2 separate regions of the Homo sapiens genome follow, and region 2 is linked to region 1. Evidence: chromatin loops called from intact Hi-C (ENCODE). Cell type or tissue: B cell. All regions are shown on one strand. Links, peaks and the distances in the headings refer to the core of each region. The heading gives the core; the rest is flanking DNA.

What was found. Hi-C counts contacts between places; a loop is a spot of excess contacts. Peaks named below come from ENCODE experiments on the same cell type or tissue, not always from the same donor. Only the 100,000 strongest peaks of a DNase experiment are listed, where the experiment ranks them.
Region 2: it touches region 1 in a loop (5-fold over the local background); 2 of 110 quality-filtered maps call a loop at or near these places.

What each region holds. Positions count from the first base shown.
Region 1 is chr2:73,109,974-73,115,332 of GRCh38, forward strand. RAB11FIP5 (RAB11 family interacting protein 5) reads right to left here and starts at 2,975. Exons shown (of 6, transcript NM_001371272.1): 1 at 2,374-2,975. The coding sequence starts at 2,804. RefSeq lists silencers at 1,583-1,826, 2,984-3,073, 3,144-3,303. In B cell, for the core only: no CTCF peak of the experiment used is centred there; DNase peaks (open chromatin) are centred at 1,888, 2,628 and 3,158; H3K4me3 peaks cover 2,186 bases; H3K27ac peaks cover 851 bases; H3K27me3 peaks cover 2,290 bases.
Region 2 is chr2:72,913,892-72,919,250 of GRCh38, forward strand. It overlaps EMX1 (empty spiracles homeobox 1), which reads left to right and starts at 3,628. Exons shown (of 3, transcript NM_004097.3): 1 at 3,628-4,481. The coding sequence starts at 3,962. RefSeq lists silencers at 2,114-2,283, 3,424-3,843, 3,914-4,033 and enhancers at 2,375-2,992, 2,993-3,609. In B cell, for the core only: no CTCF peak of the experiment used is centred there; DNase peaks (open chromatin) are centred at 2,410, 3,530, 3,730, 4,500 and 2 weaker places; H3K4me3 peaks cover 3,221 bases; H3K27me3 peaks cover 4,206 bases.

The DNA of each region.
Region 1 (5,359 bases), core at 272-5,271:
ATTATCTCCATTTTACAGACGTGAAAACTGAGGCACCAAGAGTTTATATGACTTGCCACAGGTGGCAGTTTTGGGACTGGGATCTGTCCAGTGCCACTCTGTAGCCCCTTCCTAACCATAAGGGTACCTTCCCCAGTCAGGTCCTCTCTTGGCAAAGGGCCACCACCTGCCCTACCTGAGACCACCACAGCCAACTCCTGGAGTTAAAGAATGGATACTTTTCATTTCCACCATTATCCAAAGCTGAGGAGGGTACACCCTGGTCTTCTCTGCCTTGCCCTCTCCCTACCAGGCAGCGTTCAGACTCAGTCTTGGTAGCCCACACCAGGGTGCTCCAGGAAATACCACCAGGAATGACCACTACAGCCAGAGGTGGGGACCACAGCGGGGGTGACAGCCCTCCCCCTCTGTCAGTGGGCATGCTGTTAGGTCCAGTAAACTAGAGCACCAGGCCAACTTCACAGACTTTCCTCTGCCCATCCTAAGTGACCCTCCCCACTCCTGTTCCCCCCCCGGTTCTATAAATAAACCAGGTTGTTGCATCAGAGAAAACAGCCAGGTGGGTGTGGAAAGATCCTGGTGGAAAAGATGATTTCTATAAAATAAATTAAGGTTCCCATTCAGATCAAGGGGTGGTAAGTCAAATTCTCCAAGACAGGCTGTTCTTGGCTGAAAATGGGTCCACCTGGACCTACAAGCTTGGCCAGCTCAGCTAAGGAAGATCCAGAGGCCAAGAGGAAAGCAAGGGCAGGAACTGGAAAAAACAATCAAAGAAGCTGCTCCCTGCAGGCCTGGAGCCTTTTTTTGGTCTGCCTCCTCCTGTTCCCCCAGCACCCCCTGAACAGATGTGTCATCTAACAGTCTGGTCAGAGTAGCTGATTGGTGGAGGGTGAAGGACTGGGGGAAGGGGTGGAATGATTTGGGGGATAGGCACCTCTTCTGAAAAAGAATGGGCTAAGAGATCCAGGAGAGAGCTTTTCGCCCCATATACCCACCCCCTTGGGCTCCAGGAACCAGGAAGGAGGGAGAGGACAGAAAGGAGGAAAAAAACAAGGTCCAAGCTATATACCACATGATCCCACACCCTGCCACCAAACAGCAAGTCATGAAGGAAGGCGGGGAGCAGGCCAGGGGATGGGGAAATGGAGTCAGGTCACAGCCATGCCTGGAACCTGCACTAACGCCCTCCCCATCCCAGACCACAGAGAGCCAGCCAGGAAAGTCATTCCACACCCATGTTTCAGAAAACATTCAAGGTCAGATCCTTTTTACCTAAATCCTGCTTTCATTTGGGTTTGCACCAGGCTCATCCCCCTCCTCCAGCAAGCCTTCCTGGATTTATTCACTCAGTGGATGCCATTCCACTGGGGCAAACCTTTCCGGCACCTCTCCTGACCTAAGGCACAGTCCTGCCCCAATCCCCTTACCCTCCTACCCAGATCACTCCCAAGTTAACCACTTGAGTGATCCACAGCAGGCTGTCAGCCCCGGGGACTGGCTTCCAGCTCCTGCCCAAGCCCAAAACAGGAAATGGGGCTCCAAGGCTGAAGCCTTGATCTTAACACAGGCAAGGTTAAATGCTGCCAAAATAAATGATTTAAAAAAACCCTGGCCCACTGAGGTGGAAGTGACCGGGAGATAATCTCCTGCTGTTCATTAACCATGCCGCTGCCTCTACCTCAGGCAGGGCAGGGCAGGCAGGCAGGCCACTGGAAGGCTGACTCAAGTGTTTCCTTCCTTAACTTAGAAGCTCCTCCTATCCTCAGACCAGGGACACAGGACACAGAGGGACAGGATGGGGGTGGGGGGGTGACATCTCTAGATAGTGGAGGGCATCTTGAGAGCAAGAGGCAGATGCCCCCTGCAGCCAGCTTCTACGTTTAGCGGGGTAATCAACATTCAACCTCGCCCTGGAGGAAGACACCTGGCTTTCCTTCCCCCGTAGGGCAAGGCTGCGCCTCTCCACTCCCCTGCCGGACAGGCGCCCGCAGTTCCCCTCCCCTTTGAGGAAAGGGAGGCAGGCCCGGAGGTTCTAAGAACGGCCCCAAGATTTCCCTTCTTGAGGTTTCCATAGCCCCAAAGCCTCTGAATCTCATTCCTAACTTTACTTGACAATCTACTCCTAACGTTCGCCACCACTTAAACCTCCCCCAGGCCTCCCAGGGACCACCAGTGGCTGAGCCCCACACAGCGCACGTTTGGGAAGCTTGAAGACGACCCCGAAATGCGAAGAACCAACGTTTCTGTCGGTTTACGCCCTTAAGCACGAGGCAAGGGCTCACTGGCCCGGCTGAAGTTCGGGGTCCTGATCCCCCACCAGCCCCGCCCTGTTAGGCCTTTAGCCGTTTCTGTGCCCCCGCGCCCCCTACTCACTGCGTGTGCTGGGCGCGGCCTGCGCCGAAGACCTCGTCCAGCGCCACCGTGGCCTGGCCCAGGAACTTGTCGACGCCGATGAGCGAGCGGTGCATGGTGGTGAGCACCAGCTCGCAGGCGGCGGCGGAGCTCGCGGCCCAGGGCGCCGGGCCCGCGTCGGCCTCCTGCGCCCGCAGCAGGCCATCCAGGGCCCCCGGCGGCAGCTCGAAGGAGCACTCCTCACGCCACTCGGGGCAGCCGTGCGTCTTCTCCACCACCGACGTACTGTACTTCTCGCGGCCCACCTGGATCACCGTGTACGCGTCGCTGGTGCTGCCCGCTCCCGAGCTCTTGCCCCGCAGCCCGCGGGCCCGCAGCACCGTCACCTGGACGTGCGTGGGCAGCCAGCGGGAAGGCCCCGCCGCCGGCTCCGCGCCCCGCACCAGGGCCATGGCGGAGAAGCGGGGGGCGAGGTCTGGCCGAGCCGGTGCAGACCCCAGGACCTGGTGACAAACCCGGCCGCGGCAGAAGGCGGTCAGGAACCAACTCTGAGCGCCGCCGCAGCTGCGGGCTGGGCTGGGCCGGGCCGACCGGCCGCCGCCTCCCCGCCTCACCGGGCCGCTGGCCGCGGGCCGCGCCGCGACGTCAGCGCCCCGCCCCCTGCCCCGCCCCGCGCCCGCCGCCCCAACCGGCGAGGCGGTGCGACAGGGATGCGGGCACGCAGCTCGCGCCCCGGCAGCCGCAGACCAGCCCGGAGCGGGAAGGGGCGGTGCGCGGCCTCTGCAGAGGGTGGGCGGAGTTCCCGCGGTGGCCCCGCCCCTGGCTGGGGGCGCCCGAAGCAACCCGGCCTCGCTTGTGGGGAGCCCTACACCCGCGGCCAGGTACGAAAAACCCGCTCTGCGCCTCCAGGCCAATCCCACGTCTTCCTTCTAAAAGTCCCTGCTCCGGAAAGCCCTCTCCGTAAAAGGGTCCCGGCCCGCAGTTCCTGGGATGGCCAGCCTCTTGGCGCGGACTTGGGGTGATGGGGACCCCCGCCGCTCCCCTGACCCCGGGCCGCGCTCTCCCCTCCTCCAGTCCGCCCCTGCGGGGGAAAATGCCGGAGTGAAACTGGAGCGATTGCCGCCCCGCCACGTGACGGTCCCGCATCGGCGACCTGGAAGCGGGTGAGCTGCCGCCGCCTCCAATCTCTCCCGGCGCAGGGGGCCGGGATGCGGCCATGCGGCGGCGCGGGAGGCCCGAGAGCGGGGCTCACCCTCCTCAGACTCTGCGGCGGAGAGCCGAGTGATGAATAAATGAGTAACCACATCAATATTTAAGTGTTCACTCGGAGCCTTGGGGCCAGTGTGTCACGGGTTGGGGGAAATTACAGGCCCTGGTGGGGGGTTAAATAACTACTTCCACCCATTATTAAGTGCCTACTGTGTGCCAGGGCCTAAGTATTAACGTATACTTGGTTTATTATTGATAATAACGATGTTTAGTAATTATAGATGCTGAATTTCAGCCAACTCTGGTCAGTGCGCTTTTATATGCATTACCTCATTTTATCCTCAGAGCAACTCTGTGGGGTGAGTATGGCTTTTATCCCTATTTTCCAGAAGATAAAATGTCAGCTCAGATGGGGGAGGGTTGTGAATCCACTAGATGCCCCCAGAGCGTTTTTTTTTTTTTTAACTTTCAGAGCCTGTACTTTTAAAATAATAATTTAAAAATAATACACACAGCTTTTTTAAAAAAATCAAATAGGACAGAATGGCTTGCAATGAAAAGCAAGAACTCCCTCTCCATCCTTCAATCCAGGGATGCTGCTTAAAGCCACTGGTGTTTTCAGGTCTGATGGTTACCTCCACATCACTACATTAAGATGCTCACATAGCTACATCTGCATTTATCAGGACTGGCCACTGTCTGTTGCCTTCCTCCTATGATAGATAATGATTTAGCTGGCTCACACCCACTTCCATCCCTCAATCTTGTGTAGTTATGCTATTATTTTTAGTTCCTCTATAGCAGGGGTCCCCAACCCTTGGGCCACAGACTGGTAACCCTCCATGTCCTGTTAGGAACTGGGCTGCACAGTAGGAGGTGAGTGGTGGTAGGGGCTAGCTGGTGAAACTTCATCTGTATTTACAGCCGCTTCCTATCGCATTACCGCCTGAGCTCCACCTCCTGTCAGATCAGCTGTGGCATTAAATTCTCCTAGGAGCACAAACCCTATTGTGAACTGTGCATGCGAGGGATCTAGGTTGCATACTCCTTATGAGAATCTAATGCCTGATGATCTGTCACTGTCTCCCATCCCCAGATGGGACCATCTGGTTGCAGGAAAACAAGGTCAGGGCTCCCACTGATTCTACATTATGGTGAGTCATATAATTGCTTCATTATATATTACAATGTAATGATAAGAGAAATAAAGTGCACAGTAAATGTAATGCACTTGAATCATCCTGAAACCATCCCTGCCACCCTCAGTCTGTGGAAACTTACATTTTGGTCCCTGGTGTCAAAAAGGTGGGGAACCAGTGCTCTATAGGATACCCAACAGGAGAAACATGTATTTCTTCTTAGGGAGACTCCACAGTACCCCTCAACTGTCCACCTTCCAGGCCATGTCCTCTACTGGGAATATGAACCTAGGAAACCAGTAGAGTAGGCAGAGGAGACCCATGATAGCACACCCAGCACAGGCCCAGTCCTCACAGCCTCCCACCTTAACTCTTCCATCAGAAGACTGGAGTGGGGAAGTCCTAGGCACCAGCCCCATGGTCCAGCAACCCTGACGATAGCACCTAGCTTTAGAGACAGCCAGATCTGCCTACAGATATTGGCCATCTGCCTCTTAGTAGCTATGAAACCTGAAGTTTAAGCCAACTCTCTAACCTCTCTTGGCCTTATTTCTCCATTTGGATAATGGGATAATGATTCTTACCTCAAGCCAGGCGGAGTGGCTCACACCTGTAATCCCAGCACTTTAGGAGGCCCAGGCTGGTGGATCACTTGAAGC
Region 2 (5,359 bases), core at 224-5,223, 200 kb before region 1:
TAGACTTGAGGATTACATCACTGGATGACTGAGCCACTGATTGGATGTGGAGGATGAGAGAGTGATGCTTTGAGGTGATTCCCAAGTTCTCCGCATGGACAAAGGCAGAGACAATAACTTGTACTGAGTGCTCTTTGGAGTCTGACATTGATCCAGTGCACCACATATGTTATCTCATTTACTCCTCACAGAGGTCCCGTATAACGCTTGCAATTTCACAGATACGCAAGCTGAGGCAAAATAATTGGCCCAGGGCTCACCACTAATAAATAGGAGAGTCTGGATTTGGGGCCAGGTTATTCCAGAAATAGAGAGAGGGAGGGAAAACGTTAATGTGGGGCCAGAGCCAGAACAGGTAGGCTAGGCTGTATCAGCCTGGGAGGCATCGGGCTATTCTCCAAAAAGTGAGGCTCCGGGTTGCAGGAGATGGGACCTCCAGGAAACTGGTGGGAGGCTGGACAGGGGCAAAGTGAAAGGTAAGCAGCCTGAAGATGGGTGGGATGTAGTGGACTCCAGCGTGAAGAGCCTCCAGTCTCTGGCAGAGCTCAGCAGCTTGGGTGGGAGGAAACGAAGGGCAGGGAGCAGAAGGTGGTGGGGGGAACGGGTTTTGGTTAAGATGGGCAGCTGTCCAGTGGTGAAGAGGGGAAGTATTTGTGTATACGATCAGTTGTGGGGGATGGTGGTAGAGGGAGCAGTATGAGAGTCTGGGAGGAACAGGGCAGGGGAGATGGCACAGGAGAAGATTGGGGTGGGGGTGGGGGCACTGATACTGAATCCAGTACACAGAGGCAGGCTTAGAGACCCCCTGAGGGTGACAAATTCTTCTCTTAACTTGCTGCAGAGGAAACGACAAGAGAATAGGTCCTAAGAGGAGTGAAAATAGAGGAAACTGGCCAAGGGATAAAGATAAGCAGAGCTATGGAAGAAAAGGAAGAAAATTAGGGAATTACTGGAGAGGAAGCTGACAGAAAGGGGCGCTGGGAGAGGAAAAGGTGAGGGAGGACGAAAACGGAACTCCTATCACCCAGCGCATTCCAGCACCCCCTCCCCCTCCCCCGGGAAGTCTGCGACTGCATCCTCACAGGGATGGAATGGGAGTGGAAGCTAGGCCAGGCTGGGACCCCGGGGCTGTCCCAGCCCAACCAAGACGGTGACCAGACTCAAGTTACTGATCCTCCGCTGTTTCTTCATCTGTAAAGTGGAGTTAATGACAGACAGCTGGATGTCAACGTTTTTTGTTGTTTGTTTTAGAGATGGGATCTCCCTGTATCGCCCAGGCTGGAGTGCAGCGGTATGATCACGGCTCACTGCAGCCTCGACCTCCTGGGCTCGAGAGATCTTCCTGTCTCAGCCTCCCGAGTAGAAATGTCAGCATTTGAATGCCTCACAAGGGAAGGTGGTGTAATAAAAGGTCTATTGATTTAGATATGAACAAGTATACCCAGAGCCACACGAATGAAAGGAGGTGGCCAGTGTAGATGCAAGTCTAGGACGGTCGGTAGATTCCAAGCTTCTCTACCTGCCCAGTTAAACAAGTTCGTGGCCCCTGGCCAGCCTCTCGGTGGGGGTCTGCGACAGAACGGGTGGGATTCATTACCAGGCTAGGAGCGCAAGGCCCTCGGGCCGGGTTCAGCTTGCTGGGCTCCTGTCTTGTCTCAGCCCCCAGCACTTGCTCTGTCACCGCAGAGCACAGGCCCAGGCAACGTTTACCCAACTGAACCCGCATCCCTGTGGGAACCTTGTTCCAACAAAATCCCGTCGTTGTCTCCTTCCATATGGAACGAAAATCTCCTTCTGTACCTCTGCCCAGCTCCGCACCCCCGCCCCCTTAGAGATACGGCCTGGTCGGGTCCTGGTCCCCCCCTCGGCGGCGCTTCCACTTTTCCCAGACTGAGGGTGGGGAAAAGGAGGAGGGGGAAGAAATCAGAGGAGGAAAAGTCGGGAGGTAGGGGAGCCGGGAGACAGGAGAGGGGGAAAATAAAGAGCCTGAGACACAAACGAGAGGAAAAGACCATCACAGAAAGCTGGAAATCTCCGGAGAGGCCAGCGAGAACCCGCGCTCCCCACGGATTCCATCATTCCTTCCGAAGGCGCCTCTGCGGTGTCTCAGCCGTGCCAGGCCCCGGGGTTCCCAGGACGCGGAGGAGTGCTGGGTGCGGCCGCCTCGCCTCCCCACCCCTGGCCGCCCCTCCCCACCTCGCCCAAGGGGGCCGGAACGGCGTCGGCGCGCGGGGGCTTTTCGGAGCAGTCGAGTGGAAAATAGACTTTAACCCGCTTTGTGGCGGCCGGGGCGCCCTGAGCGCTCTCCAAACCACGGCTCCCGGCGCTCAGGCGGGCCGCTGCCAAGACCCGGCCTGGAGTCCCCGCAGAGTTGCGCGGCGCACGGACCCCGTGGCCTTGGGGCGTCAGGAGGCCCAACCCAGATCTGCGCGCCCAGGCAGCGCTCAGGCCGCTAGAATGGACCCCGGCAGCGGCGAGGAAGCGGAACTCTCTGCGGCTCCCTCTCCGCAGTGCGCCGGCAAGGTCCAGGTCCCAGCCTCCCCACCGCCGCCCGCGCCCTCCTAGGCCTCGGAGCGGCGCCTTTCTGCGGCCTCGAAGGTGGGGTGGGAAAGTTTGGGGAGTCCCGGCTCTCACAGCCTGTCGTGAGAACTGCCCCCGGGGAATTCGTCCGCCGTACGGAAAAACTGGCCGGAGCAGAGTCGTCCGCGGTTCCGCGGTCGCGGGTGGAAGGTGAAGGTCGAGGGAGGTCAGGCTGCTTCTGCGTGTCCTGACGGCTGGCGTGTTCTCTTGAGATGGGCTCGGGCTACTTGGCCAGCTTCAATTTAAGCCACAGTGTCTCCGAGGCCCTGACCTGGTCCGGCCCGCCGACACTTGAGCCCCCAGAGCCTCAGAGAAGGCGAGGGGGTGGATCTCCCAGTGCCGAGGCCCGCCGTCCTGGTCCAAGCCGGTCGCGGCACCGTGTCTGGGCACTGGAGCTGCTTCCAGCCCCGCGAACAGCTGGAGGGTGGCAGTGGGACCGCTCCGGCGGCTTCTCCCGCGCAGTGCCCCGCCTGGCCCCTTGTGAAGGGAGTGAGCGTCCCCTTTCCAGAGCTGTCCCCCGTGACATCCAGAAAACGCGAAACCTCAGGAACAAGGTCGCAGCTTCAGACCGCGGCCCAGGAGGCCGATGGTGGGTGAGTGGGAGAGTCCCGGAGAGCAGGGGGGCAGAGAGCTGGTTTTCGGGAAAACCAATGTGTTGGACCCCAAACATCCACCCTCCGCTCGGATCCAAGTTCTCTGAGAACTGAAACGACATCCCGGGACGAATGGGAGAGTTAGGCTGAGCTACACACCGGGGAGGGGAGGGTTGGAGTTTAGCCCCAAGCCCTTCGGACGCCTTCTTCGGCTCCCGCGTGGGTTGAGACGGCGGCACGGCCACCAGACTCAGCTAAAGGGCGGAGTCGCGAGGAGAAGCCAGTGGCGAGGGGAGGAGGAGGCCTGGATCTCCCCGCGAAGGCTCCAGTCCGGCTTTTGCCTCCGACTGCGGGCTCCCTCCCCACCCGCCGTCCCTCGCCCCGCCCCGCCCCGCCCCCCACCTTGGGGCAGGTGAGCGGCGGCCAATGGGCGAGCGCGGGGCAGGTGCCCGCTAACTCGCGCCTCGCAGCGCTGGGCGGCCGGGGCTGGGCAGGGCAGTGCGGGGACACCGGGGGCTGGGGTCGGTCCCAGCGGGACTCCGAAAGGAGGGAGACGAGCTCAACCCTCGGGCCTTACTGGCAGCTCGCAGCCTAGCACGGAGCCCGCGCCTGTGCGGGCGCCTGGAGCTGCCCGCTCCGCCGCAGCAGCCGCCGCGCCTGGCCGTACGCTGTGGCCGGACCCCGCGGTCGCTCGCTCACACACCCCTCGCCGCTCCGCGCCTGGCTCGCCCGCGGGGGCCGAGCGCGAGCGGGCGGGCGGGGGAGGTGAGGGGTGCGGGCGGGTGTGCATGTGCCTGGCTGGGTGCACACCCCGCAAGGCGGCGGCGCCAGGACGCGGAGCGCTCCCCAGAGCCCGGCTGCCTCGCACAGCTCCCGCGGCTGCGACCATGTTCCAGCCCGCGGCCAAGCGCGGCTTTACCATAGAGTCCTTGGTGGCCAAGGACGGCGGCACCGGCGGGGGCACTGGCGGCGGGGGCGCGGGCTCCCATCTCCTGGCGGCGGCCGCCTCCGAGGAACCGCTCCGGCCCACGGCGCTCAACTACCCTCACCCCAGCGCGGCCGAGGCGGCCTTCGTGAGTGGCTTCCCTGCCGCGGCCGCCGCGGGCGCGGGCCGCTCGCTCTACGGTGGGCCCGAGCTCGTGTTCCCCGAGGCCATGAACCACCCCGCGCTGACCGTGCATCCGGCGCACCAGCTGGGCGCCTCCCCGCTGCAGCCCCCGCACTCCTTCTTCGGCGCCCAGCACCGGGACCCTCTCCATTTCTACCCCTGGGTCCTGCGGAACCGCTTCTTCGGCCACCGCTTCCAGGGTGAGTGTCCACGCTGTGCCCGCCGAGGCGGCCGGCCGGCGCCCGTGCTGCGGCGATGCGGGGGAGGCTCGGGGGCGCGCGGGGCTGTTTAGAAGTTACTGCCGGGAAGGCTGCAGGTCCGCGGAGGTAGATTCCCAGGCAGGGAAGAGCTGTGCGGCATCCACCCGCGCCTTCGCCGCGTAGGTCTCCCTCCCAGGAAAGCAGGTGGAGACCTCCAGGCTTTTCTAGAAAATATACCAGTTCGGACGCAAGCCCAGGCGCGTCCTCGGAGCCTGTGCTGGCCCTCGCCACAGCCTGCCCAATTCTCTCTCCCAGCTGAGCCAGTCTCAGACCAGAGTACAACTCCTCCCGCTCTCCCTCCGCCCGGCTTAACCTCGCACCACGCTTCTCTCGCAAGTCCACCACCACCTCCGAGACCTCAGCCTTCGCTGGCGCGTCCGGGCGGGGGAAAGTCCATTCGCGTGCCCCAGCTCTGGGGGAAGCAAGGGCAGCAGGGAGGGCGAATCGGAGAGTTAATGTTCAGTGTGGAGGGCCTGGCTGTCTTGGGATGTTTCTCGGCAACCTTGGCCCGACTTCTCCAAGTCACACGTGCCTCTCCTACCCAAGGTGGGGAAGGTTTGCAGTAAGCAAACTGGCTTCCGCCGTTGCTCGCCGCCTTCGGGAGGGAGCCCACCCGGCTGCTGGAATACCGAGGACAGTTTTCCCGGGCAGGGGGCGGGGGCAGAGGGCTTTTAAGGTCGTAGCCAGTCCGAACCCCGGAGTTTGCATCCAGCAATCGGCTTGCTAATAAAGATCCTCCACTGGCCCTACACACACACACACACACACACACACACACACACACACGTTTCAATTATTTGTCTTTCCCGGAGAAAAGA